5 separate regions of the Mus musculus genome follow, and regions 1, 2, 3 and 5 are each linked to region 4. The links are chromatin loops, found by intact Hi-C in ENCODE. Cell type or tissue: heart. All regions are shown on one strand. Region 1 holds the start of Kcnmb4 (potassium large conductance calcium-activated channel, subfamily M, beta member 4). Region 2 has its middle 8.8 kb from the start of Gm10747. Region 3 overlaps Myrfl (myelin regulatory factor-like). Region 4 overlaps Ptprb (protein tyrosine phosphatase, receptor type, B). Region 5 overlaps Myrfl (myelin regulatory factor-like).

Evidence for each region. Peaks named below come from ENCODE experiments on the same cell type or tissue, not always from the same donor. Only the 100,000 strongest peaks of a DNase experiment are listed, where the experiment ranks them.
Region 1: it touches region 4 in a loop (4-fold over the local background); 15 of 42 quality-filtered maps call a loop at or near these places.
Region 2: a loop joins it to region 4, with 7 times the contacts of the local background. A loop is called at or near these places in 6 of 42 quality-filtered maps.
Region 3: a loop joins it to region 4, with 6 times the contacts of the local background. A loop is called at or near these places in 25 of 42 quality-filtered maps.
Region 5: it touches region 4 in a loop (8-fold over the local background); 14 of 42 quality-filtered maps call a loop at or near these places.

What each region holds. Positions count from the first base shown.
Region 1 is chr10:116,470,624-116,475,623 of GRCm38, reverse strand. Kcnmb4 (potassium large conductance calcium-activated channel, subfamily M, beta member 4) reads left to right here and starts at 2,101. Exons shown (of 3, transcript NM_021452.1): 1 at 2,101-2,438. The coding sequence starts at 2,103. It overlaps Kcnmb4os2 (potassium large conductance calcium-activated channel, subfamily M, beta member 4, opposite strand 2), which reads right to left and starts at 2,461. Exons shown (of 3, transcript NR_130644.1): 1 at 1,237-2,461; 2 at 991-1,139; 3 at 637-858. In heart, no CTCF peak of the experiment used is centred here; no DNase peak of the experiment used is centred here; H3K4me3 peaks cover 2,987 bases; H3K27ac peaks cover 1,838 bases.
Region 2 is chr10:117,030,971-117,035,970 of GRCm38, reverse strand. No RefSeq gene overlaps it. Among named protein-coding and RNA genes, the nearest start is that of Gm10747, 8.8 kb to the left of the region's middle. In heart, a CTCF peak has its summit at 1,964 (motif pointing right); a DNase peak (open chromatin) is centred at 1,970.
Region 3 is chr10:116,846,203-116,851,202 of GRCm38, reverse strand. Myrfl (myelin regulatory factor-like) reads left to right here. Exons shown (of 25, transcript NM_001033333.3): 3 at 1,769-1,836; 4 at 1,935-2,178; 5 at 2,836-2,927. Among named protein-coding and RNA genes, the nearest start is that of Myrfl, 48 kb to the left of the region's middle. In heart, no CTCF peak of the experiment used is centred here; a DNase peak (open chromatin) is centred at 2,252.
Region 4 is chr10:116,327,634-116,332,633 of GRCm38, reverse strand. It overlaps Ptprb (protein tyrosine phosphatase, receptor type, B), which reads right to left. Exons shown (of 32, transcript NM_029928.2): 8 at 4,418-4,684; 9 at 1,162-1,425. Among named protein-coding and RNA genes, the nearest start is that of Gm26495, 10 kb to the left of the region's middle. In heart, a CTCF peak has its summit at 2,013 (motif pointing left); no DNase peak of the experiment used is centred here; H3K4me3 peaks cover 921 bases; H3K27ac peaks cover 579 bases.
Region 5 is chr10:116,891,711-116,896,710 of GRCm38, reverse strand. Myrfl (myelin regulatory factor-like) reads left to right here. Exons shown (of 25, transcript NM_001033333.3): 1 at 1-93. The coding sequence starts at 48. Among named protein-coding and RNA genes, the nearest start is that of Myrfl, 2.7 kb to the left of the region's middle. In heart, a CTCF peak has its summit at 2,730 (motif pointing right); no DNase peak of the experiment used is centred here.

The DNA.
Region 1 (5,000 bases), 140 kb before region 4:
AGAAGACAAGCCAACTTATATAGGAAAACAAAGAATCAAAATGAAATGTTTGAATAACACAAAGCTGGAGAGAGAACAACAGCTTCTATCCCTGTGAGAATAAACAATGAAGAAAGTAACTGAACTAACATTTGAGTTAAGACAGAACTCCCTGGCCCTGGTTTCCTAGGTTGTAAGCAGTTTTTGTTGTTGTTGTTGCTGTTGTTTCATTCACAACACTTAAGGCGCCCAGGAGACACTGAACTGTGAAGTGTGTAAGGTAATGGTGTTACGTTACCCTTAGGGCTCTGTCCTGGGCTTGCTGCACGTTGCATGAATTACTTTATTTAGTCCCTTAGCCTTAGCGGCCCTGTTCCGTGTTTATTCACCCACCCCTCGTCCCCATCTCCAATCCCAGAAGAGGTTGCTTTTTTGAAATGAGGATTGGCATCTGGAATCTGTCGAAGGAAAACACTCAGCGAAGATTTGCGATTTCAGGTTAAGACGCTTCAGCTTTGGAGCTCTCTTCTTTATAGCCAGCGTGTGCCTAACAAATGCCTTGACGCCAACAGGGGGGGAAATCTCAGGCAGAAACAAACAAACAAACAAACAAAAAATACAGTGTCTGCTCTCAAACGGAGACGACACTGAGACATCTTTGTGATTTTAAAGTTTTTCCAAGTCCTGCAGCCTTTTTATTCATTAAGAAAAACAGACACTAAAGGTCTCCTTTACCATTGTTTGGAAATACCCATCAGCATAACATGCCAGAACTCTGTCAGTGCCAGCCAAAGGGTTTGAAGTCTGGTAGAGTGGGCTTAACATTTCCATGACTTGGCAACTGTTATTCATCAGGAGCCTGAGTTCATTCATCTAGGACTTGAAAGACAAGAAAAGGAGGGTTAAAACAACAACAACAACTTTATTCTTCCAAACGCAGCTCTAAACAGTTCTCAAGTTTGGTTTTATGATCTTTAAAAAAATGTAGGTAAAAAGCAAATTTAAACTTACAAAGGAAAAGTCAGGAGAATAGAGGCTGAATAAAGGTGTACATCGATAGGGTGGAGTTCCAAAGTGTCTGCAAGCCGCGGTCGCCTTGCACAGAGCTCCAGAAAAAGCTCACCTGCAAATCTCAGGGCCAGCTAAGGGTGGCAATATTCCTAAAGAGGCCAACAGAGTCTGCTCTCACCAGCCCGAGGCCAGGCTTTGCCACCTGTTTGCGTCCACCCCCTAGGGGTCGTTCCCGCTGTCTGGCACCTATTTTTCCAGGAAAGTCCACCGACGCTCAAGGCTCCAATCGTGTTAGCCTGCACGGTCCCGGTGGCGGCGTGGGATCCGCGGGGACCTCCGGCTCCCGGCCGCTCGCCTGTGGGCATCCCCCCGCGTCCGCGCCGGTGCCCTCTGTCGCTCGCCGCCACCGGAGCTCCCTTTGCCGGTGCGCCTGCTGCCCCGCAGCTCCCCGGATCGGAGTTTGAAGATTCCCGCTTCGCACGCTCACGCCATCCTCCCCCACTTAAAAAAATTTTTTTTTTCTCTCTTTTAACTTTCTCCCCAGCCACGCTCCCTCGGTGCTAAGCGTTCGCCTCGACCGTCTCCGCCATCTCTCCAGGTTGCATCTGGCGAGGATTCCGAGAGCAGCTCGCGGCGGCCCGGGTGCTCGCCCACGGGAGCTGCGGGGCGCGGCGCGGGGCGGGGCGGGGCGGCGGCGCCCAGGGCGGGGAGGAGCAGCCTCGCTCAACGCGGAGCCAGGGCTCAGCAGCCCAGTCGCTCCCAGCGTCGGGGCGCCGGGCGCTCGGCCGCGGCGATGGCAGGCGGGCGGCGCGCGCGGGGAGGCGGGCGCGGGGCGCGGAGCGCGCGGGGGCGGGGGCGGGCTCGGGGAGCCCCGGGGTGCCGGACGCTGTGAGGCGGCGGTGGCACCCGGGAGCCCGGCCTCGGGCAGCGCCGTCGCCGCCGCCGGGGGCGTCGCCGGCCTCGGCCCCTTTGTTCTCGCGCGCGCCCCCTCGCCGCCCACTCCCCTGCTGTCGCGCGGCGGCGGCGGCGGCTCCTCCCGCCCGAGGCGGTTGAGCTCGGCGCCGGGGGCGGGAGGGGGCGGGGAGCGCGCCAGCCGTGGAGAGTGGGGGGCGATGGCGAAGCTCAGGGTGTCTTACGAGTACACGGAAGCCGAAGACAAGAGCATCCGGCTCGGCTTGTTCCTCATCGTCTCCGGCATCCTGTCGCTCTTCATCTTCGGCTTCTGCTGGCTCAGTCCCGCCTTGCAGGATCTGCAAGCCACGGCGGCCAACTGCACCGTGCTGTCGGTGCAGCAGATCGGCGAGGTGTTCGAGTGCACCTTCACCTGTGGCACCGACTGCAGGGGCACCTCGCAGTATCCCTGCGTCCAGGTGTACGTGAACAACTCCGAGTCCAACTCCAGGGCGCTGCTACACAGCGACCAGCACCAGCTCCTGACCAACCCCAAGGTAAGCGCGCGGGAGCTCCCGCCTAACAGTGCAGGTTCGGGGCCAACGTCCCGGTTAGACCCCAGGGGAAGAATCGAGTGCACTGTCCTCGCTCGGAGTTGATGCGAGGGAGGCATGAGGTGCATGCACGCATCCCTGGAGCCCAGGGCTCCAGACCTCGGGGTGTGTTTGCCTACTGGGCGGTGGTACGCGAGCCTCTCTGCAAACAGATCTTTTCTGTTCTTAGATTTTTTTGAGCTCCGGACCACCCCAGGTCCAGCGCCTGCGGGAAGGGGTTGCCTAAACTCAAGGAGCAAAGAAAGTTAACTTTTCCTTCCAATGTAGCCATGGGATAGCCCAGGACCCAGGTACTCCAGTATATGGCCTGAGCTTCTATGGGGCTCAAGAACTCCCTTCTTTGAGAGGTTAAAGGGGTCTCTTCGCTTCTGGAAAGTATCTTAAGTGACTTTTGAATTTTAGTTCTAAACTGAAGTTTTTAACTTGAGGTCTACAGATAGACTTGGGATGGTGAGGGTGGGGTCAACAGCCATCAGGAGGAATCCAAGAAGAGATTCTGATGAGGTCGGGTTGGTTTGCTTGGTGCTGGTGGTGGAGGCTGAAGGGTCCTAACCACTCTGAGTGTTTGGGCACAATGAGAAGCTGTAACTAAGGAGTAAGTAGGAGAACAACTTACCGAAAATAGAAAGCCCTTGATGACATATACCAAGCAGCGGTTTCCTGACAACTTCTTTTGTTGTTACAGGGGAGGAAAAAAAAAAAAAAAGAGGGAAAAAAATAGATAAAACCTGGTTAGGACTTTCTAGCCTCTGGAGAGCAGAGAGGGAGACTCAGAAAACTTCCCCGGGGTAGGAAAGCACTTATAAAAAGCTGTGTCCCCAGTCCGTGAACTAATTGAGCCTTGCAGTGTGCCTGCTTCTGCAGGAGGGTTCTTTGATGCCTGTGTTCCTTTCTGCTGCCAGCTGAAGGTGTGTATATATATTCAAGTTACTGAGTCCTTGTACTTCCTGGGGGCTGTGCTGGAAGACAAGCAGAAATCATTCCAAAGAAAATGAGTCCTGTGCGTGCAGGAACATGTTCTCTTAAATGTGACCAGATAGATTAATCGGAATTCATTATTTTAAACAAGATCACTACCGCTGTGCAGAGAAACTCGGGCGTAACTCACTTATTTGGAAAGTTAGAAGAAACTAGTCTTTGAACATATGATGGACTCCTCAATGGAAAAGTCTCCCGCTAGTGCACGGAGGCTCGTTTGCTTTTAAAAATGGAGCTAATCCAAGAACAGTAAGTGTAGACGTGAACATTTGGAATCCAGTCTCTAAGGACCAAGGTCTTGCCGAAGTGATCGGTCTCAAAAACAGATGTGGGTTAATCTGCATAGTGCTTGAGAATTTAATAAGAGGTCTGGTGGCTTTGAGAAAGCATTGTAAAAATCAGAATTAAGTGAAAAATATCTAAGAAAGGTGTCAAGTAGTAACTTAGTGATTTGGAAGGTGCTCTGTAGTTTGCCATACAGGTGTAGTCATAGTTGGTGAAACACTGCTAATTATTTTTGAGATAGTCGTTTAATCAATTATATATGTGTGTGTGTGTATACATATGTATATGTGTATACATACATACATATATGTGCATATACATTCTTACAAGGTAAATTCTAACTTGTATGGTTAATATCTAATTTTGGTGTAGACAAGTTAGGATTTACCACAGAAGTCAACCAAAGTTTCCAGGCAGTTTTGCAGGATTCTGGCAACAGGGATAAGTTGGAATCATTAGGACATCGATTCTTAAATAACTTGGAAGCAATCACAATGTTTTATGTAATATTAAAATTCTCTCTCTCTCTCCACTTGCAAATAATCTTATCCCCCCCCCCCCATGCCAGTTAAGAACTTATCAATAGTTGAAGAAGTATCAAACAAAAATCGAAGTGGTCAGAACTGGGAAAAAATGACATCTTTAATGGTCCGGAAGGGTGATAAATGACCTTTCCATCAATTTATGCAAGATTTCCTCTGCCAAATACGCATCTCTTTGTCCAAATTGTGATGTATTGTAGTATTTATAGAACAAACATCACTTTTTTTTCCCCCAATTAGATGTTCAATTTGGAAATTTTTGTAAGCACTTTAGTAATGGAAAAATCTCAGTGCACCGAAACACCATGTTAGGGTCAGACTCGTAAGAAGATTGAGTTTCTGTGGCGTCCTTGCGCCTAGACAATCCCACTGCCCAGTCCTGTTGCATATCGGCTACGCTGAGCTATGCCCTCCCTTACTTACTTTTAATTTTCCAGTCTGTTCCTTTCGTCTTCCATCTGCTTCTCACATTCTCTCCAAACCCAGGCATCCCAAGAAACTGTTAGGGAACCACCTCTCATCTACATAGAGCAAGCATCTTCTCCTGGGCCTGTGCTCAAAGTATTACATACAGCCCAAGGCAGGGAGGGGACAGATGGTCCAAATGTACAGCTGGTTGAGCCGTTGACTGTGAGGCAAGTGCTGGCCTTTAGAGTATCGTTATGCTCTGCTCAGTTTCTTTACGTTTTTCATCAAATCC
Region 2 (5,000 bases), 700 kb before region 4:
AAGAAAAGAAAAGAGAAAGAAAGAGAAGAGAAGAGAAAAGAAAAGAAAAGAAAAGAAAAGAAAAGAAAAGAAAAGAAAAGAAGAGAAAAGGTTTACTTTCGGCAGACTCTGCAGTTAGTTTTAATAATAATAGCTGCTCTCTTGTCGTCCCCCACATTGAGGGCTTTTTATACAGTATTATTTAAATGCCACGCCCAGGCTGCTCCTTACATGCTAGTACCATTTTCTGCTTTTAGGTGAAGATGGGAAGGTAAGGCCTCCTGCAGGGGCTCTGGGACTGAGTTTCCAAAACGTGGCTGCCCTCCACGTGGTCACAATTTAGTGCTGGCTCTAGTGGAGTCCCTGCTGTGTTACTGAGAAAACACTGGAAGACAGGCGCAGGCAGGCAGCAGCAGGCAGGCCCTCTCAGACTCCCTGTTCCCAGGCTTGCTGTTAGGTCTTAAACCAGAGACAAATGGCTGCCAGGCTCTCCCAGCATCCTTCATCCCTATCTGGTACAGGGTATTGTTGCATACCCAGCCCCGCTACCCTAAACTTCTTCAGCCCAGGGGTTGGGCTGCCCTCCCCCCATCTGCGCTTCCTTATATAATCCAGACATTTTGGTTTCCCGGTCCTTTTGTCTGCCCTTTACTCTCTTTCCTCTTGGCCTGGGCTGCCTTAGCCCGAGGCTCCTCTCTTGCTTTCCCTCATCCCACCCCTCCCACTCCACCCCTCTCGCAGTCCGGTTTGGTCCTGCTGGCCTGGACTCTTCCCTCTGCCTACTTTCTCCTTTATATCTACAATAAAAATATTTTCCATACTCGAGAGGTAGACATGCCCCCCTCCTTTTCTTTCATTATTTCTCACATTCACTTGCAAATTCTGAGACAAGTCGCAACTGGACACTCTACATGAGAGAGCTCTTGGTCATGAGCTCCGACCTGCACAGACAGTGGCTGCATCCGGCAGGAGGTGTCTCAGTCCTGATGTGAGGCCCAGAGGCTTCAACAAGAGGGAAATGCTTTTGAAGAAACTGAAAAGTGGAAAGATTTGTGGGGAGAGCCACATCCCCATAGCAAAACTTCCCCCAGAATCTCAGGCCCGGTTTCTGACTGTCCAGGGCTCAGCAAGCTCTGAGCCTAAGACCAGGCTCTTTAATATCCAGTGCCGGAAGTGAGGCAGCCCCACGTCCCCAGCGGTCCCTTCTAAAATACCTGCAGGGAGAACGGTGCATTCAGGCCATCCTCCCACCCCCATCTGACCTATCCCACGTGACCTGTTCCTTAGAAACCTTGGCTCTTTCTGGGTAGTACCCTGGGGCATTCTGGGACACGGGAGTGGGGACGGGTGGAGGGGGGGGGGGATATGCTGGCGTAAACTCCAGGTCAAGCTGACCTGGATGCCCTAAGAACCACCTGTTGCTGGGAATGCAAATCTGTAGAAATCAGAGACGAATCATGGGTCAAAATGGAAGGTAGAGAGTGTTTGGTGGAAAGTGTCTTTAAGAGTATTCTTGGGCTGCAGAGCTAGCTCAGCGGTCAGGAGCACTGGCTGCTTTTCCAGAGGACCAGGGTTTAATTCTCAGCGCCCACATGGCAGCGCACAAACTGTAACTCCAGTCCCAGGGAATCCAGAATCCTCTTCTGCAGGCATCACACATCAGACGCGGTACACATATGTATATACAGATGAAATACTCGTACACATAACATATCTTTAAAATATATAAGAGGGGTCTAGGTGTCCCAGAGACAAGCAATCTGAACTGTGAACTGCAGGATATTATCATAGATCATAGAATTTGTGAGTCTTAAAGGGGACAGTCTGAGTAAGGTTTTGATGACACATTTGGATCGTGGTAAATGCTTATTATTAGTCATCAACATCCAAATAATTGCTTTTGGGCGGGAGAGAGAGTTGTGTAGCTCATCAGATAGCTGGCTGGCTTTACCCACCAGGAGAAGAGAAATAAGTTGGTCATATGGCCACCAGGGGGCACTCCTGGCCCTGGGAGTCAACACCGGCGTGGCATTTATGATTCATAGGTAGACAGATGGGAGAAAGCAGAAACGTCTTGCTTGCCGGTGTGGAAGCCTCCAGCTAAGGTTGAGAAAGAAACCCCCTTTCGAGCTGGTGCTGCCTGGTTTCCCTGGCAGGAGCGGAAGTTGACCTGACCACCTGTAGGAGGGCATATTCCATTCAAACCAGAGAGTCTCCTGCCAGGATCTGGTTTCCTGCCTTCTCCCTGAAGGGCAACACCACTAATTCCTAAGATGTGTTTTATTTATTATATATATGTGTATATAGTAAATGTTTTTAACATATATATGTTATGTTTTTAACATATGTTTATATATATATCATATATATATATAGTTCAGTGCATATATATATATATATATATATATATATATACATATATACATATACATACACACACACACACACACACACACACACATATATACAGTATACACTGAACCATCTCTTCTGCCTTTTAATTTTTTTTTTAATTATAGTCTCATTAGGTAGCCCAGTGTGGCCTTGAACTTCTGGGACCTCGAACCTTGGAGGTTTTAGACATGAAACTACTGATGGGAAGCAGGAAGGCTGACATTGATGCTCGGGGTTCTCACTGTGGTGCTGAGGCCTTAGCGTGACGCTGGTGACACAGCGGGCTCAGGATATCACTGCAAAGGCAGTGTGGTCGAGGCTGATGTGATGGGCCAGCGAGATGGCTCAGCGAGTGAGGGTGCTTGCAGCCAAGCCTGGTGGCTTATGTTGGATTCCCAAGATCCACATAGCAGAAGAAGTGACTGATTCCAGTATGTTTCCCTCTGATCTCCACATGCCTACCCTCTGTCTCCACACGAAATGAATGAAGAATTAAATAAACCAATAAAAACATATAATAAAAGAAAAAAAGGTCTCTAGAGGGTCCCTCATATATATATTTTTAAAATTTCAATTGTTTGCCTCACTCAGCCACCCCTAAGGACACTAAGCCCTGCCACAGGTGGCCAACAACCAAGTCCACAGACTCAAGCCAGATATCAAAGCCCCTGCATTCTTTTTGACTGTTAATAGTAATAACAGTTATCGACTACAACCACATAAGAAACAAAATGAAAGCTGACTTCCTCTGGTACCCATCATCTCATTCAGCATGGCTGTTCTTCCTCCCTGCCCTAACTGAGCCCCCTAACCCCCACCCTCCCACTCCCACCCCCGTCCCTGTAGACTGCTCTCTGGGCAGCACTGTAGTCAGTAGAGCAGGGTTCCCCCTGGCATCAGGAACTGGCCTCTTGTGTAGAAGCTGAATATCTGTAACAAGGAGGCCCGTGCACTGTTCTGTGTACTGGCAAAACCCAGCATCAATACCTGAACAAATAACAGTCAGTCAGATAGACAGACAAACGGAACCATGCTTGCTTCTGGGTACACTAAACTTTTAGGGAACCAGCACTAAAGTTGATTTTGTGCATCACAGGGTGTTCAATAGCATCTTTGGCCTCTTCCACTATGTACCAGTAACACTTCCAGTATGATGATCGAAAACATCTCTCAACACTACCTAGTGTCTCCTGGGTGCAAGATCGCATCTGATGCAGAGCCACTACCCAAGGAACTTGGAACAGGATAGAATTTCTGCACAAAATCAACTTTAGAAATGTCTTATTTGTTTCGAGACACAAAATGTACTTCCCCTTCATCTCTGTGAGGCAATTGTCCTGAAATTAGAAGCTCAGAGAAGAGAGTTCCATGGCACCATTGGCACCTGGGGCACAAGGTAGAATTGGGCCCATCTTCTAAAATTCAGAAACAAAGAAGCTCAAACAAAAAGTTAATATCTGGTCTGGCTCACGTGAGGTTTTTTAGGGAATTTTGTATTTGCCACAGTCGGGGACATGCTGACGGCATACTCAGAGATGCTGAGGGACAGCGTAGAGTGTGGTGAGGGATTCAAGTTGGATTACGGTTCAAAAGCTCTACGGGAAGGTTGGGGTCTTCTAGATTTTGTAAGATGTGCAATCAGAGAGTCCTGATATTGCTTAGTTGGGTTTTTTCCAATTCAGCAGTCATATCAACGGGAAAACTGTCCTAAGAGTTGCGTTCACAGGACTAAGGCCAAAAGTCTGGAAAGACTTGCAGTCCCTGCCTGAGATAATCCCTGGTTATGTCCTGGGCTGCACAGGCATTGATTGGTGTTTGCTGTTGACCAGGTTGCGGGTTGTGAGGAGGGGCGGGCAGGTGGGTTAGATTCTGATTTGCATTTTCTTTGGGTGTTGTGTTTGGTTTTACACTTGCATTACTCCTAACTGGCTGATATAGGACCAGCATTGGGGAGAGCGGCTGTCCTAAGAAACCTTCCAACTTTGAAGCCAGTGTTCTAAGTCCTCTAGACTCACAGTGGGGAGAACGACTGCAATCAAAAAATTTTAAAAGTCTGGTTCCACATTGTGTTGGAGGACATTGATATACATAATGAGTTAGATGAGGGATTCATAGCTGTGGTGATCTGCCCTGGGATGCTGTGTGTTGTGTGGATGCACATGTGTGCATGTGTGTATGTGTATGTGATGCATGTGTGCACATGTGTGTACCCACTTGTGTGCATGTGTATATGTGTGTGTGCATGCTCATGTGTGTGCACATGTGTGCATGTGTGCACATGCATATGCGTATGTATGTGTGCACCCACATGTGTGCACGTGTACACACATATGTATGTGCATGTGTGCTCATGCACGTGTGTGTGTGTGTGTGTGTATGTGAAGGAATGATGGAAAATGCCAGGGAGAAGGAAGATGGTGAAGGCTGGGAAGCATCAGAGAGGAAAAACCATCTGAAGAGACTGACAAAACCGTTAAGTCGGAGGTTCAATGCTGTGAGTGTCAGAAGGGGATCTTTCTAAATGACCGAGAATCCCAAGGTAAAAGGGGACCCTGAAGAACAGATTACCATAGCAAGAAGTTGGTGATAAATCCCTGGAACACTAGTCACAGTCATGCTTGCTGGTC
Region 3 (5,000 bases), 520 kb before region 4:
ACAATTTCTTCATCATATATCATTAAAAGGACATGCCCCCTCCTTACCCACAGCTCATTCACTGTTCCTTGGGAATAATACTCCCGTTTCTCACTTGTGTTAAAATCTGCTTAGATGTATGCAGAGTGGAGTTGAGGAAGGGCCCGACAGTTCAGCACTGAGATTTCTCTTTCTTCTGCAGTGCTGAGGATTGAACTCAGTCCCTAACACATGCTAAGCAAGCTCTCTCCCACAGAGGTCTGTCCCCAGTGTCAGTATTTAGATTTGTGATGCATCCTTCCGTGTTCATGCTGGCAGGCTGAGTTGTGACTGGTCATCTGTACTACAGTCTTCCTGGCTTCATTTCCTCAGAAAACAAACCTTCTCAGCTTTGGAGTGACCAATGGGGGTGTACTGGCTGATTTCATGTGTCAACTTGACACAAGCTGGAGTTATCACAGAAAAAGGAGCTTCAGTTGGGGAAGTGCCTCCATGAGATCCAGCTGTGGGGCATTTTCTTGGTTGGTGACCAAGGGGGGAGGGCCCATTGTGGGTGGCGCCATCCCTGGGCTGGTAGTCCTGGGTTCTATAGGAAGGCAAGCTGAGCAAGCCAGGGGAAGCAAGCCAGTAAGTGGCCTCTGCATCAGCTCCTGCTTCCTGCCCTGCTTGAGTTCCAGTCCTGACTTCCTTTGGTGATGAACAGCAGTGTGGAAGTGTAAGGTGAATAAATCCTTTCCTCTCCAACTTGCTTCTTGGTCATGATGTTTGTCCAGGAAAAGAAACCCTAACTAAGACAGGGGGCTTACCCAAGGGCCTAGATGTTCCTTCTACCTACATCCTATCCTGTTTCCAACTCTACCCGTCTTCTAAGCTTGAAGCTTGAGGCGACTTTAGTGTCCTGAGTTTTGTTTGATGGACGGTCTCCCTGTCAAGTCTGGATGCCCTCTGTGCCAGATCCAGGCAGTCTCTGTTAACTCAGCCTGCCATCCAATCTCTGCTTCCACTGTATTGCTGAAATTCAGTTTGTGCTGGTCTAGCCTAGGGTACTCTAAAACTTTTAGCGTTCATACCTCTGTATTTCTTTATACTGATAAAGATTGATATATATTCTCTCTTTCTGGTTAATAGAGAGCAAATAAACTTTAAAGAGCCAGTTTGAAGATAAAACTTAATTAAAAAAATCTCTGTTTAAAAATTTACCTTTTAAACTTAGCATACAAAGTGGTGGACATCATAATGACATTTTCATACAGATGTGTCATTATATCCTAACCCCACTGCCTCTCCATCACCCCTCCCCCTCCTTAACTCCTCCAAGCCCCCAAATGGTGACAGATGAAAACAAACTTTTATGATGTTCCTTTTCTGGAACCCTTGAGTCACTTCCAAGAGCTCTTGGGACACGCCCACACCTACATGAATGGAAGACCGTTGCTTGCTTCAGTGACAACATTTACCTCTCCAGTGTACATAAGTTTGGAGCGTTGCAGCTCAGGCTTTGTGGACATTTCCATAAGTCTCACAAATCCTCTCTGGAGAGGGTGTGGCAATGATTTCTGTGTGTGTGTGTGTGTGTGTGTGTGTGTGTGTGTGTGTGTGGTGTGGGGTCAGGGGTCTAGAGAGGAGAAGAGAAAACTGGTACTTGAAGCCCAACCCCATCACATGGCACAGTCTGAGTTTAGCTTTCCTCCCTGAGTGCTGCCCACGGGGGGTTGCCTCCTGTCAGTGACTAAAACAGGAGATGAAACTAAAACAGAACAAAAAGAAAAGCAATATTTCTGATCCCCAGGCAACGGCAGCTCCCTGACACCCCACCTTACTCTGCATCCGACCCACGCTCTCCTCCACAGGTCAAAGGTGAGTGAGTCCATCCACATAGCACCTTGCATGTATGGTTGACTCAGGTCTCGGCAGTGAGAATGAGAGGTACCTGTCTCTCCTGTCTTCCCCTGCAGGCGCATGCTGCAGGACCCCGAGACCTCCGGCAGGGAGGATCCCAGCTGCTTTTCTCCACTCCACCACAGCACCCGGGCCCCTGCCTGAGCATCCATCCCAGAGCATGGCTGGCCAAACCCACAGCAGTTTTCAGAACGGCTACCCGGAATCCAGTCACCCCGCCACCTGCCGGCACCAAACGGGGCCCTCCCGGTTGGGGACGAGTTGCTCTTTCCACCAGCAGCCTTTGTGCCACGTTCCTGGGTAAAGCATAAGATATTTAGTTTGGAATCACTTCAGCATCCACAGCTGGAGTGCCAGAAGGGACCACGGCAGCCTGTCCAGCAGGTGGCAGTGTGGAGGCGTACAAAGGGACCATGAGGACCTCTGTTCCTGATTTAGACAGTCTTCACTAAAAATCTCCATTCACGGTCCTCACCTAACAAAAAGTTAACATGTCAGGAATATGTATAACAACCCCAGGTGGCGGGATGAAGCACCGCTTGCTTAGGCTGCTTCCAGCAGAGGACCGCAGGGCAGTTTGAGTTGGGTCTTAGATAACTGTCAATCAAGGTTTCTTTTTCTTCTTTCCTCTTTCTGACCTCTATTCTTCCTTCTCTGCAAAGCCAGGGCCATCTGTGAAAGTGATCAGGTTCTGTGCGAAGAGAACTCATAGATGTAAAACGTACACCTGCATGTTCAGTCCGTGTCTCCTCTGCTTTGACACTATACCTTTCAGGCAGGTGGATCTTCCATTGGTTGTCTATAGAAAGACTACATTTTAGAACAGTAGCGCCCGAGAGACCTTAGAGAACTGGAATTAGACTTGGGAAATCAGAGAGCAAAGGTCTGGGGAACTCAAGTTTGCTCTCGTGCAACGAGCCAAGTGGCTAACTAACCTTTCTGTTTCTCAACTTTTAGATCCTCGTTACCCCCGACAAAGAAGAGAAAGCACTCGCAGATACAAGAGGACTCGTGGGACTGTAGTTCATGGGCCCACTACTTCAGACCAAGTGAGCGAGTGTGGGTTTGTGACAAAGTCAAGGCATGAAAGCCTTGGCTGTCGGGTGAAGGCTTTTGACCTGACTCTCAGCAGCTCCACACAGCTGTGTTCCCTCTCATAGAAGACAAACAATAGGCTTTGGGACTGTATTCCAGTCCCATTGATGTATCTTTCCTGCAGCTCAGTCACACAGGTGCCCCCGGGGCACCTGCTGCTCTGTCTCTCCCATTCAGGTAAAATGCTTCCTCTTTTAGGAGAAACATGTCTCAGACAGACTGGCTCCAACCCAGGGAAATGGTATAAACAGAGCTTCCAAGAGCCAATTGGCTGCCTGTTTTCTTGTCACCTTCTGTAACTTTCTTGTGTTCAAGTATAGGTCGGGTGTATGTATCTACATGTGCATTATCTTATATAACATGTAGTGCATTTGTTTTGAGCTCAAAGGGATGGTGTTGGCAAAAGCTTGCTTGGTCCTTTGGAATCTGAAGGTGAACTGCTGGAATTTTTAGGAGAAGGGATAATACTCTAGGCCAATCCTGCATGCTACTAGAAACATTCAAATGTGTGCAGTGTGAATCGTGCCCCAAATTCAGTGTATAAATCCCACGTTCTGGGAGTCGGTTTTGTGAGAAACCCAGGGGTTCCTCCTGTTCCTGTTCCCAAGCTCTCACGATGCATGTTCTGAGAGGAGGGGCTGCTGCTTCTTATCAGCTGAGGTCGCTTTGCCTTAACTAACCCTGTGGTAGGAGAGGACTCTTTCAGAGACCACTGGTTTCAGGCATTGACGAGTCTGTACGTGGCTTTGTTGTTTGTGGTTGTGTAAAGACAATGACATCACCCTCTTAGCCAAGTCCCAAATGTGGTCATCTCTGAGAGCGGTCATGTTAGGATAGCATGGACATCAGTTCTATTCAAGTTGAGTCTTGACCCTCTTACTACTTCCTTCCCTGTCTCACTGATCTATGACCTCCTGTAGTTAGCCTTTTCTCCCCGACCACTGAAGCGCCGGGTGCTTACTAAATCCCTGCTTTTGGATGGAGAACCTCTGTCTGCCTTTCCATGCAAGGTTACCCTAGTTTCTTCAGGGTTTGATGCACAGCTAGAATAGAAACACGGATCACATTTCCAGGGAGCTGAGGGAACTCTTTGCTCACTATTTTGAGGATGCCCCAGCTATTTTGATGACGCACACCACACCGAGCCATTCAGATCTTCCAAGAGGTTCCTCAAAGGGCCATAGTGCTTCTCAATTAGTCTTGGCCATTCCAGAGTTAAACTTCATTCCGGGATGGTTTTCTGCTGTTCTCTTAGAATAGGCATTGATTTCTCACCATCTTCAAAGGAAGCTCAGAGGAAGAACAGAACTGTCCCCAGCAGGTAGCAGCTCCTGGGTCCCTTGTTTAAGTCCCCTTTAAAGGACATTGAAAAGCTTGCTAAAGGGAATCAGTTCCAGATAACTGTTTGAGAAAGCAATGAAAAAGAAGCAATTTTCAGGGCCAAACAGCCCTCAAACAAAAAACATTAAAGACTTAGCTAGTTCAGATACATAGCGTTGGTAAGTTTGGTATACATTTTCTGGTGGAGATCTGCAGTTTGATTTGGTGATGCAGAGACCAAGGGCCCTTACAACACTTGACATTGGAAGGAAAAGCCTGTGCTAGTCTTATTATCAGGAGTCAGATTATATGTATATGTGTGTGTATGTATGTATGTATGTGTATGTATATATGTATGAGTGTGTGCATGTATGTACATATACATATCTTTAATGAGTGATGATATTCTAAATCAACCCATAAGGCTTTGCTGTAATAGTTCTATTCTCACATTGTTTCCAAGTGCCTGACGAAGCCAAAGCAATTCATTTTGGCTCACAGTTTGCGGCTGTGCCCTGTCGCTATGGGGAAGACATGGCGGGACCAGTCCAAGGCTTCCGGTCAAGTTGCATCCATGGTCAGAAAGCAGAGCCAAGTGAATGCTGGAATGCAACCCTGCTCCCCACATCTTTCCTGTTCGTTCAGTCATGCATCACAGTCCATAGGATCCTGCCATGCACATATAGGATCCTGCCATGCAAATATAG
Region 4 (5,000 bases):
ATTGTCCTGTATGAAAGAGAACAGTTTCATGTGCAAGAGTCACCCCAGAGTCTAGTGGAAAAGACTTGACAGAAAACGACGTCAGCCTCGAGCAGGAAGTTCAGACGTACACCTCAGAAAGCACCAGTGGATCTAAAGTCATGGTTCTCTATATTTAGTTCCTTCCAGGACATCAAAGACCTGACCATCCTCGGCTGAGAGTTTTGCTCCCTAGTCTGGAGACTACAAAGGGTCACATTTTTACCTTGTGTTCAAAGGACGCACAGTAGTCTTGACCATCACATATTTTGGGAAAGATTATAAAACCAAGAGACTTTTAGGCTCTGGAATGGAACAGAGCTAAGTTTAAGTCCAAGATCTAAAACTCGTGGCTGCTCATCAGTAACAAATCGTTGGACACATGATTTAGCTGTCTTAAAACTTGGTTTCCAGGCCCGGCAGTGGTGGCCCACACCTTTAATCCCAGCACTTGGGAGGCAGAGGCAGGCGGATTTCTGAGTTCGAGGCCAGCCTGGTCTACAGAGTGAGTTCCAGGACAGCCAGGGATACACAGAGAAACCCTGTTTCAAATAAATAAAAACAAAACACCAAACCAAACCAAAACTTGGTTTCCTAATCTGTAAAATGGGAATAATAACGCCCATCTCAGAAAGGAACGTGTAAGGATTAATTAGTTAATGCATGTGAACCCACATTCCAGTAGCCAAAAAGCACTCTTAAAACAGAAATATTTGTTATTCTATATTTAAATATAATATGAATTCCAACTATGAAAGGTAGGGAAGGGGCTGGTGAGATGGCTCAGTGGGTAAGAGCACCCGACTGCTCTTCCGAAGGTCCGGAGTTCAAATCCCAGCAACCACATGGTGGCTCACAACCATCCATAACCCCCTCTTCTGGAGTGTCTGAAGACAGCTACAGTGTACTTACATATAACCAATAAATAAATCTTAAAAAAAAAAAAAAAAAAAAAAAAAAAAAAGAAAGGTAGGGAAGTCTTCCTGCAAACGTAATCAGGTACCGAGTCTCTTCAGTCAGAATAGGAAGATTCTTGGGCAGTTTTGTGATGTTAACGGCCTTTTTATTCAGGATCACTGCAAGTTGTTGACGCCCCGGAGCCTCACAGTCTCCGTGGTGGCCCTGTACCCTCATAATCCTTACCTGTCCGTTCCTCGGTGAAGGAGTGGCTTGCATAATTGCCGCTCTTGGTGGTTACAGTGACGTTGTAGAGGCGGCCCGGGGTGAGGGAGCTGAAGGAACACTCGCTGACAGATTTGGCGATGATGAGGAACTGATCCACCTTGCCCTCGTGGGAGAGGCTCACCACGTAGTGATCCACTTCTCCAGGCGCCGGCAGCCAGGAAACGCTGAGGTAGTCATTCCGGCCAGAATTGTTGACTGTCACCCCACTCACGCTGGACGGGACTGTGAGTTCAAACCAGGGGGAAAGTCGTCAAAGAAAACAAAGCAAGAAGTTTGAGTTAACCATTGCATTCAATAAAACCTGGGCGCTGGGAGGGCTGACTTGATTGGACTGGAAGTTAAGGAGATACCAGGATCCCAAGTGGCTTTAGGAAGATAAACTCTCTTCCATCCGAGGGCTGATGAAAGAAAAACACAAGGAGGGCTTTTAGGTGCCTCAGGATCCACGCACGCACGCTGCCACTGTGACTTTATGGGATTTCTAGGTGAGGGGAGACATTTTCAGGGGTATTTTTTGTGAATGAGCCAAGAGGGTCTCAATAGGAGAGGGAACACGTTTTAGCAGTTCAAATGAATCGGTTTGAACCAAACTCACCCCAAACAAACAAACGACAACAACACCCAAACAAATAAAAAACAAAGATACTTGAGGGCAAAAGAGAAAAAATTCCATGGATTTTTCTGAAGAATTTAGACTGTGTTGCCTTTGACTTTCATGTGTTTTTTATTTCTGGCGAATTTAATAGAAAGCACAGCGGGAGGCCCTGCTGTCCCTTTGGAAAGCGTTTTCTGCCCTCTAGTGGCCACAAGCTTAAAAGTGCATGCTGGAAGCCTGCCCCTCTGGTCACAGCTTTCTCTGCTGTGACTGACTGGGCAACCATCTCTTTGGTGTTAATATTACCATTTGTTTATATCAGTTAGAGATCAATGCTACAAATGTCCACCAAGAAGCTTGTGTTTTTTCATAAGTATAAAAATGGAACAGATAAACCTTAAGGTTTTTCCTGGCTACAAGGTAGAAATGAGGAATTAGTAACTGGGGAGTGTTGAATAAAATGTTCATTATGCATCGGAGGTAAGCGCTAGGACACAGAACTGCCTTTGGTGATGGTAGACCGAACTCTCAGAGTGTGCACAGACTGCACGCTTGTTTTCATCAGGGGCGGTTTAACGTTCAGCTGGTTATTTTCATATAGTTAACAGGACCACTACATTGCATGCAAAAGATAGGATTTGACCTCAGTGAAGCCTCCAAGTCCTTATGGTCTAATACTTCCTGATTTTTATGAATTAAGCTCCAAGTCTGTCACACACACAATTGATGAGCCGTGCACAGGCTGTTTAGAAAACATAGAATTACCAAGAAGAGTTTTGCCAAAAGCATAACTCACTTGATTAGGACAAAATAGACTTAAGAGTTACTTGGTATTTCTCTAGAATGAACGTTTTTCTCAGATCGGGACTAGATGGATAGAATAGATGATGCTTTAAATTTTAGCTCCTCCCATTTGATCTAGGCTGCAAATGTTCTTGCATGCTTGTTTCAACTCTGTGGAAGCCTATCTGAGAAAGTAGAAGACTGTTCAAAACCACTTGAATATTGAGCAATATATCGAGTATTTGAAGGAATTACTAATGATTATCACTGAATCATTTTACAGTGTGCTCTGTAAAAACTGTACTAATGCAGGGAGCTCCTTGAATCTGTAGTCACTGTGTGTGCACAGTAGTGTGGCTAGGGGGCTTCTGTGTGTGTCATTGTCTGTACACAGTAGTGTCTCATGTTTCCTCTCTCTATGTCCAGGCCTAATGATCTGGGCCATGTCTGAGCTGTACCCCTATTCTCTGGAGAAGTGGAGAGAGCTACGAGAACCCAGAGGAAGGAAACTCTTGGGTCCCAGGAGCCTGGGTCCCTAGTTTCTCTACTTGGAGAAGAACCCATATAAAGAGTTGACCAATCAGGAGCTGAGACAGGATGGCATTCAGTCTAACCAGACCAATGCAGGATGCAACTCACTGGAAGATGTATGCCAAGTTCTTCTTAACTGTACCACACTAAAGTGCGGTGCCAGTAACTAGCACAAGAGAAGAAAGAGTGTGTCAGGAAAGACACCGGTGACAGTGTCTATTGTCATGGAATGAGAGCACTGGCACGCATCAGTGAGCTTCTACTGAGACCAAGAGCCCTGGCTTCAGTTTCTCAGCCACTCCCTGAGAGCTAAAGAAAGCCGTGCTTTCTGGGTTAATGAAGTCGGTGAGATGGATGATTTTGGAAAGAGATTTTTGTATGACACTACAGCTGGTAATTAATATCTGAGTGTTAGGTTTATGGACTGAGAACCCCTGAAACCCAGCTTGTAATGATTACATAACATTAAGAGGTCAAGTTTATTGACCTGATTCTGAGTTTAGCCATAGTTATCAAAGCTTTGGTTAGGCTTTTGTATTTTTTTTCCCTAAGAAACTCGGAACATAAATTTCACATATTGTGTGAAATAATAAGTTATGTACTTTCAATGGATTAGGTAGAAAAATTCCCCTTCCTCTTCTGGTGCCGAGCCTCTCTGACAAAGATAGCCACAATGATACTTATTTGTCGTCTTAGGTTACATCCTATTTTGTAAGAAGCAGTGTTTAGTTGACATACAACACTGAGCGAACATTCGATGATGTTGCTTACAACACACAGATATGTGACTTTTACAGGGGCACATTTTATATTTCAGTGGTCCCAGCTGTTGGAAAGGCTGAGGCAGGAGGCTGGTAGGAGCCAAAGAGTTCAGAGCCAACTTGGGCAACACAGCAAGACTCTACAAATGCCACCTGAGAATTACATCAACCCAATTTTGACCTTGTCAAGTGGATATCATCTTGCTTCTCTGTCTTGAAAATAAGACTATGTGTGTGGAAGATAGTTGATTATTTCTTTACCTTAATTGAAAAATAAAACACAAATTTAAAGGAAAACAGCTCCCAACTAGAAAAGGCTCAGACACCAAGTGGTTATCATGACTTGAGATGTGTTTACTGGAGATATAAGAAAGGTTCAGTATTCTCTCCTGTTCTCACCCATCAGCCAGTTTCAATTCCAGGTACTCCTGGCACGGAAAACTGGCTTTTTAGGAAGGAAACAGAGAGGCCTGACTTTAGGACGTTTAAAAATTCCACATACGGAGGTCTCTGTAAGTTACAAAGGCCTATCTGCATTTCTTACCTGTTCTTCCTTCCGCCACCACCTGCCGGGAGGAGATCCCTCCACTCACCGTGGTCACCACCACGGAGTAGAGGCTGCCGGGTTTCAGGGCGCGGAAGCTGTATCTGCTGGTATCACTGGAAACACTCTCGTTCTTGACAACCACATTTTCATGGATCAGTAAAACTTGGTAGAACTCTACATCTCCCAGTGCCTTTGTCCAGTTAGTGAACAGACTACTGGTCATCCCTTGGTTGTTGACGTGCAGGTCAGTCACCTGGGCAGGCACTAAAGTACAGTAGAGAGAGGATGGAACACATTGTGCTTAGTCAGCCAAGGCACGGTAAGAATAAGGGGTCAAAAACGGAGACTGATTAAATAACAACAACCACAACAGGTTTTCTTTGGTTTTGCAGTGAGGTTTTCACCCTGTTCCTTGTGGCACCTGTTCCTCTACAGGGTTCAACCACTTCAAACAGTGGCTCCTACATCAGCTTTCAAGTAATCACAGTCAGTTCAGGTCTGCAGTGAGATAATGCTTACTAACGAGCTTTGGCTTTGAATTTTGCATAATAAAGTCTGATCCTTTAGAGAACTTTTTTAC
Region 5 (5,000 bases), 560 kb before region 4:
TCATAGCTCCTGTTGGAAGAGGAAGCAGCCATTAGAACCCCAGCACCATGGATGTGCTGGGTGAAAACGAGGCTCTGCAGCAGTTCTTTGAAGGTAAGAGCCCACTGGGCACCACGGTTTCTTCTCTGAGCCTTGTCTCTGTCTCCACTCACTTTCACTCTCTGCGCCGCGGAGTCCACTTACGCTTCGCCCCTGGAAGAACACTATCAGATAACTCCTGCGTAGGGAAGTACAGGCTCTACTCGCTTCGTTGATAGCAAAAATCAGAGATATGGCTAATTGTTTTTCAAATCCAGGCTTCCATCTTACCTAGGTTTCTTCCTCATTAAGAGTCGAGTGGGCACCTGGATTATCACCTGTCTGAATGGATTAGGGCTCACTCCTTCTGTCCTTTAAATGCTTTAAAAATGCCAGCTCTGTCTTCTCGCTGAGATGACTAAATACCATGTAACAAAAAGGGTAGGATTTTAATTAAAATGTCTTAGTATAATTTAACATAATTAACTTCAAATCAGCCGAAGACAGCAAAGGAACGCCCACTTCCTGATCCCATCTTTCTGCTTGTTCATAACACTTTAAAAACATGAAGCTGGACGGCTGTTTGCGTTTGCAGTTGAACCTCTCCCTGATGAGTGTGACTGACAGCAGCGTCAGTACACAGGCCTTCTCGCTGCTCCACATCCAACATGGCGGCACAGTTGTTCACAGTTCATAGGGAGAATGTTCTTATGGTGGGTCTTTCGGACGTGTTAGGAAGACCTTGCCTCCATCACCCTTTTTTTGATGTATGATTGGGAGCGTCAGTGTTAGCCTGGCTTCAATTAGCCGGGCTCAGACTTCCTCTGGAAAGGAAAAGTGGCCAAGCTTTTACACGGTCCAGGGTTTTTCCGTGAAGGTGAATGAGGGTGGTCTAGGGTGCACTCGCTCCAGGGCAGTTAGCAGCACGCTCGAAAACTGGATCCTGGACTTTGTTGGGTTTTGTAAAGTGTGTGACAAATGAGAGCTTTGTAAAGACTGGAAAGAACTAAGGCCCAATGCTAAAGAAGGCAGGTCCCATCAAAGGCACTGTAAGACTCTGGGTCACGGCCAAAAGGAGCAGGCATAATGAGGTCATTTCTGTGGTTTAGATTTTGCTGGAAATGGCAGGAAAGTCAAATGAAGCTGTGAGAGTCACTGTGTTCCTTTGAGCCTGCATTCGGCCCCCTGGAGTCCTGCCTGCAACAGAGGCCAGGTTTGACATCATGCACCTTGGTCCTGCTTGGTGTGTGCCTCACACATTAATGCCATCACCTGGGTACCGCTTGGTGTGTGCCCCACACACTGATGCCATTACCTGGGTCCTGATTGGTGTGTGCTTCCTGTGGTAGTTGCCCGGACACATTTCTTTTGAAAGAGAAACCATCGTTCATCCTGTAGACGCAAAAGGTAGACTTTCTCTCCTTCTACTACTGAGAAACCCGGTCTCTGGTCTTTGCTTTTCCCGGAAGAGCTTTTAGCCTCACACAATTCACTGGCTAGACCCATTTGCCACAGAGCTCTCTATAATGCTGTTTCTATAAACCTCTTCTATAGCTACTGGAACATGTATTCTACATAGTACCTACTTATTATTATTATTATTATTATTATTACTATCGTTATTACAGTTTCCTTTTCAGCCTCAAACTAAACTGCACAGCCTCTTTGATGAGGAAGGAACCCGTTCTCCATGCGCAGTGTTCCCTCTTCTGAGTGTGTAGCAGGAGAGACGCTAATCTCTGGGGAAACAGAGGCACAAACCCTGACCACTACAGCTAGCTGCCAATTTAAAAGAATTCCTTCCACTATTTAGCAAACGCCAAGTGCCTGTTTATGTCCGGTCTGCTCCACCTCCTTCAGAGGAACTTGCAGGGTGTTGAATGAAACCGGTCCCTTAGAGTTTCATAATAGCCTTTCCCTAAACCTTAAGGAGCAGAAAGCCTCTTTAGAACAAGGTCAGCAACATTGGATATGGTGTAATGAGGGGGCTGCTGTTGCAACCAGATGCCTCTCAATCCCTCGCTGTTTTGAATCAAATGTCATCTTCCATTTAATTTCATTGGTTACGAGTGAAACAGGACTTGGACGTGATCAGTCAATACATGTGCCATACTAACCTACTTTTGAACAGTGATTAAAAAGGATTTGATAACCTGAAAATCTCCCCCTTTTTCTCTCCCCTCCCCCCGTTTTTGATAAAACGACGTCAAACCATTCTATTGTAGTACTGTTTAATACGTAAACTATAATTTTTAAAGATTTATTTTTAGTTTAGGTGTATGTGTGAGCGCTTGCTTACATGTATGTATGCAACGGCAGCAAATGCCCTTAACTTACCACTGACCCAAAATACGTGTGTGTGTGTTTTGTTTTTTATTCAATCACTGTCTGAAAAAACAATAAAACTCTTGGCAAACCATTGTACACTTGAAAGCAATCTTTCTCCTTTCCTTGGAGTCTTTGTCTTAAATAAGACACTTTTTCTCATAAGAATTTTGATATTAAAGAATTTAAGTTGACAGTATACTCTTGAATTTAAAAGCCTTGCCAGTCAAAATTTATGCTGATGCTGGTATTTGTTTTAAACTAGAATACTGAAACTCCAGCTCCCCCGGACATCTGTGGGGGTAAACCCCAAGCTATGCAAGGGCAGGGACTATCTGGAACAGCCTCCCTAGAAAGCTGCTATCCAAGCTTTGAATGGTTTCTGTTTCTGTTTCCACAGGCAGCCATTATCACAAGGGGGCAGTAAAGACACAGGGAAGGCAGAACTAGCTGCTATGGTAGTCGTTCTCAACCTGTGGGTCGTGATCCTTTGTGGGGGTGGGGGTGGGGATGGAAGTGAGGGGGTGAGTGGGGGTGTGGGTGGGGGTGTGGGGGTGTTGTCCAACCACCCTTTCACCTAAGACTATCAGAAAACACAGACATTTACATTACAGTTCATAACAGCAGCAAAAACTATAGTTTATGAAGTAGCAATGAAAATAATTTCATGGTTGTGGGGGAGGGGTCAGCACAAGATAAGGAACTGTATTAAAGGGGTCGCAGCGTTAGGAAGGTTGAGAACCGCTGTGCCGAATACAAGTTGTTTGAGAATGCCATGGCAACGAAAGGTTCAGGAAAATAAAGGCAGCTCTGGAACAGGAAACCAATGGCCAAAGTACCTAGAGTAATCTAGAAAGGCTTCGGGGAAGGTGAGGTAGTTCTGTGGAGTGGAGAAGAGACAAAGCTTGCAGCATGCTAACACTGTGCACCATACAGCAATTGCTGCAGCACGCTGACACTGTGCACCGTACAGCGGTTGCTCCATAATATTTACCCAAAGAGTGAAAGAGCAGCACAAGCCCCTGATCCTGTCATCCAGCGGTTGTGGAATTGCAGCTCTGTTTGAGGCACTCCGCAAGTCCAAATGCAGGGAAAGAAGAAAGAATTGCCCAGGAGCAGAATGGCCCAGTGAACGGACCAGAGAAAGTAGAGGCAGAGAGTCACCATTGGTGGAAAGACTTAGACTCCATTATCATGAGACAGACAAGGATACACGTTGTCTTAAGTGGCCCTTGTATATTATTTCTCCAAAATGAGATACCGACTCTAATTGGCTGATGTTTCTGGCTTTTCAAGAGAAGGATCAGAAACTGGGAACAACCAGGTGTAGTGTTCAGGACAGATACTGCCCATTGATGGTGCTGGGTCCTGGGGAAGACTTTCCTGTGGGCAAAGGGTACCTTGACCAGCAGCTAGTCTATTGATTGCCTTTCTTTCACACTGCGATCGCCACTTCATTCCTGTCTCAAACAATCAGCTCCCCTTCTTGCTTTCTTCTGTCTCAGCAGAATCTGCGCTTGTACCGAAGGCACAAATGGCAAGTGTCCCGAGACCATCTCCCACCTCTAGAAGGGAAAGGTTACCTTTGTTAAGGGCAGACTTGTTCCTCTCTGCAGCTAGGATTTTTAAACAGCATCGCCTCCAGTGTAAAGTTACTCTAAACAGGCGGGAACTTGTCTTGTCTGCGCCACAGCTGGGTGGAGACAGCATATGCTTTCCAGGAGATGGGACAATGACAGAAAGGACCAGCCAGATCGCATGAGTGACTTAGGCTTATCTGCTTCTGTCTGGTGTGGGCAGTTAGTTAGAAACCATGTGGTCTTGGCATGAGCCATGCAGAGCAGACCTCCTCTCTTTCATGCTGGGATCCCTAAAGTGAAGGCGATTTCGAATTTAAAATGCGTCATTAAGAGTGCAGCTCGGACCTCGGCCACCAGCACACACCACGTCTGAAACCTATTAGGCTCACTCGTGTCTTCCCCCAGATAAGCCCTCCCAAGAGAAGGTTTTCATCGATTGCCTTGGTGTTACAGGTGTCATCTTTCCAACTTTGAGTTAAGCCTGGTTTCTGGCAGATTCTCCTGTGTCTTGGAACTTAACTGTTCAATACACAGCCACTAACCTAGAATAACCAATAAGGGGGGTTAGTTTATGATCTCACTATTCAGTGCTTGCTACTGTCCACGGTGTTTTGGTTTTGTCTTTGTGAATAATACTTTGTTATCTAGCCCAGATAGGCATCAAACTGTACATCTTCCTGCCTCAGGTCCCTGAGCATTGAAATTTCAGGTATGTCTCACCAAATTTGGCTTTCTGTATGTTTTAAACAAGTAAACTACCACCACCACCAACACAAGATTATATCGCTGTGCTCCTTAGTATTAGACTTCTTATGGACTACAGAGAAAACAACTCTTATCATCACAGGTATTCTTGCTGATGTGCAGCAGAGAGCCACAAGCCTTCGGGTGCCGAGAAAGTTCATTAGAACACATCTGATCATGTCCGTGCTGCCTACAGCTGCTTCGATGCTATGGTGGCAGAGTCCGGTGGTTTCAACAGAGGCCATATGGGCTGTAAAACCTAAAATATTTACCATCTGGCTCTGTACAGGAAATGTTTGCCAACCCCTAGTCCGCAACCCAATTAACAATAAT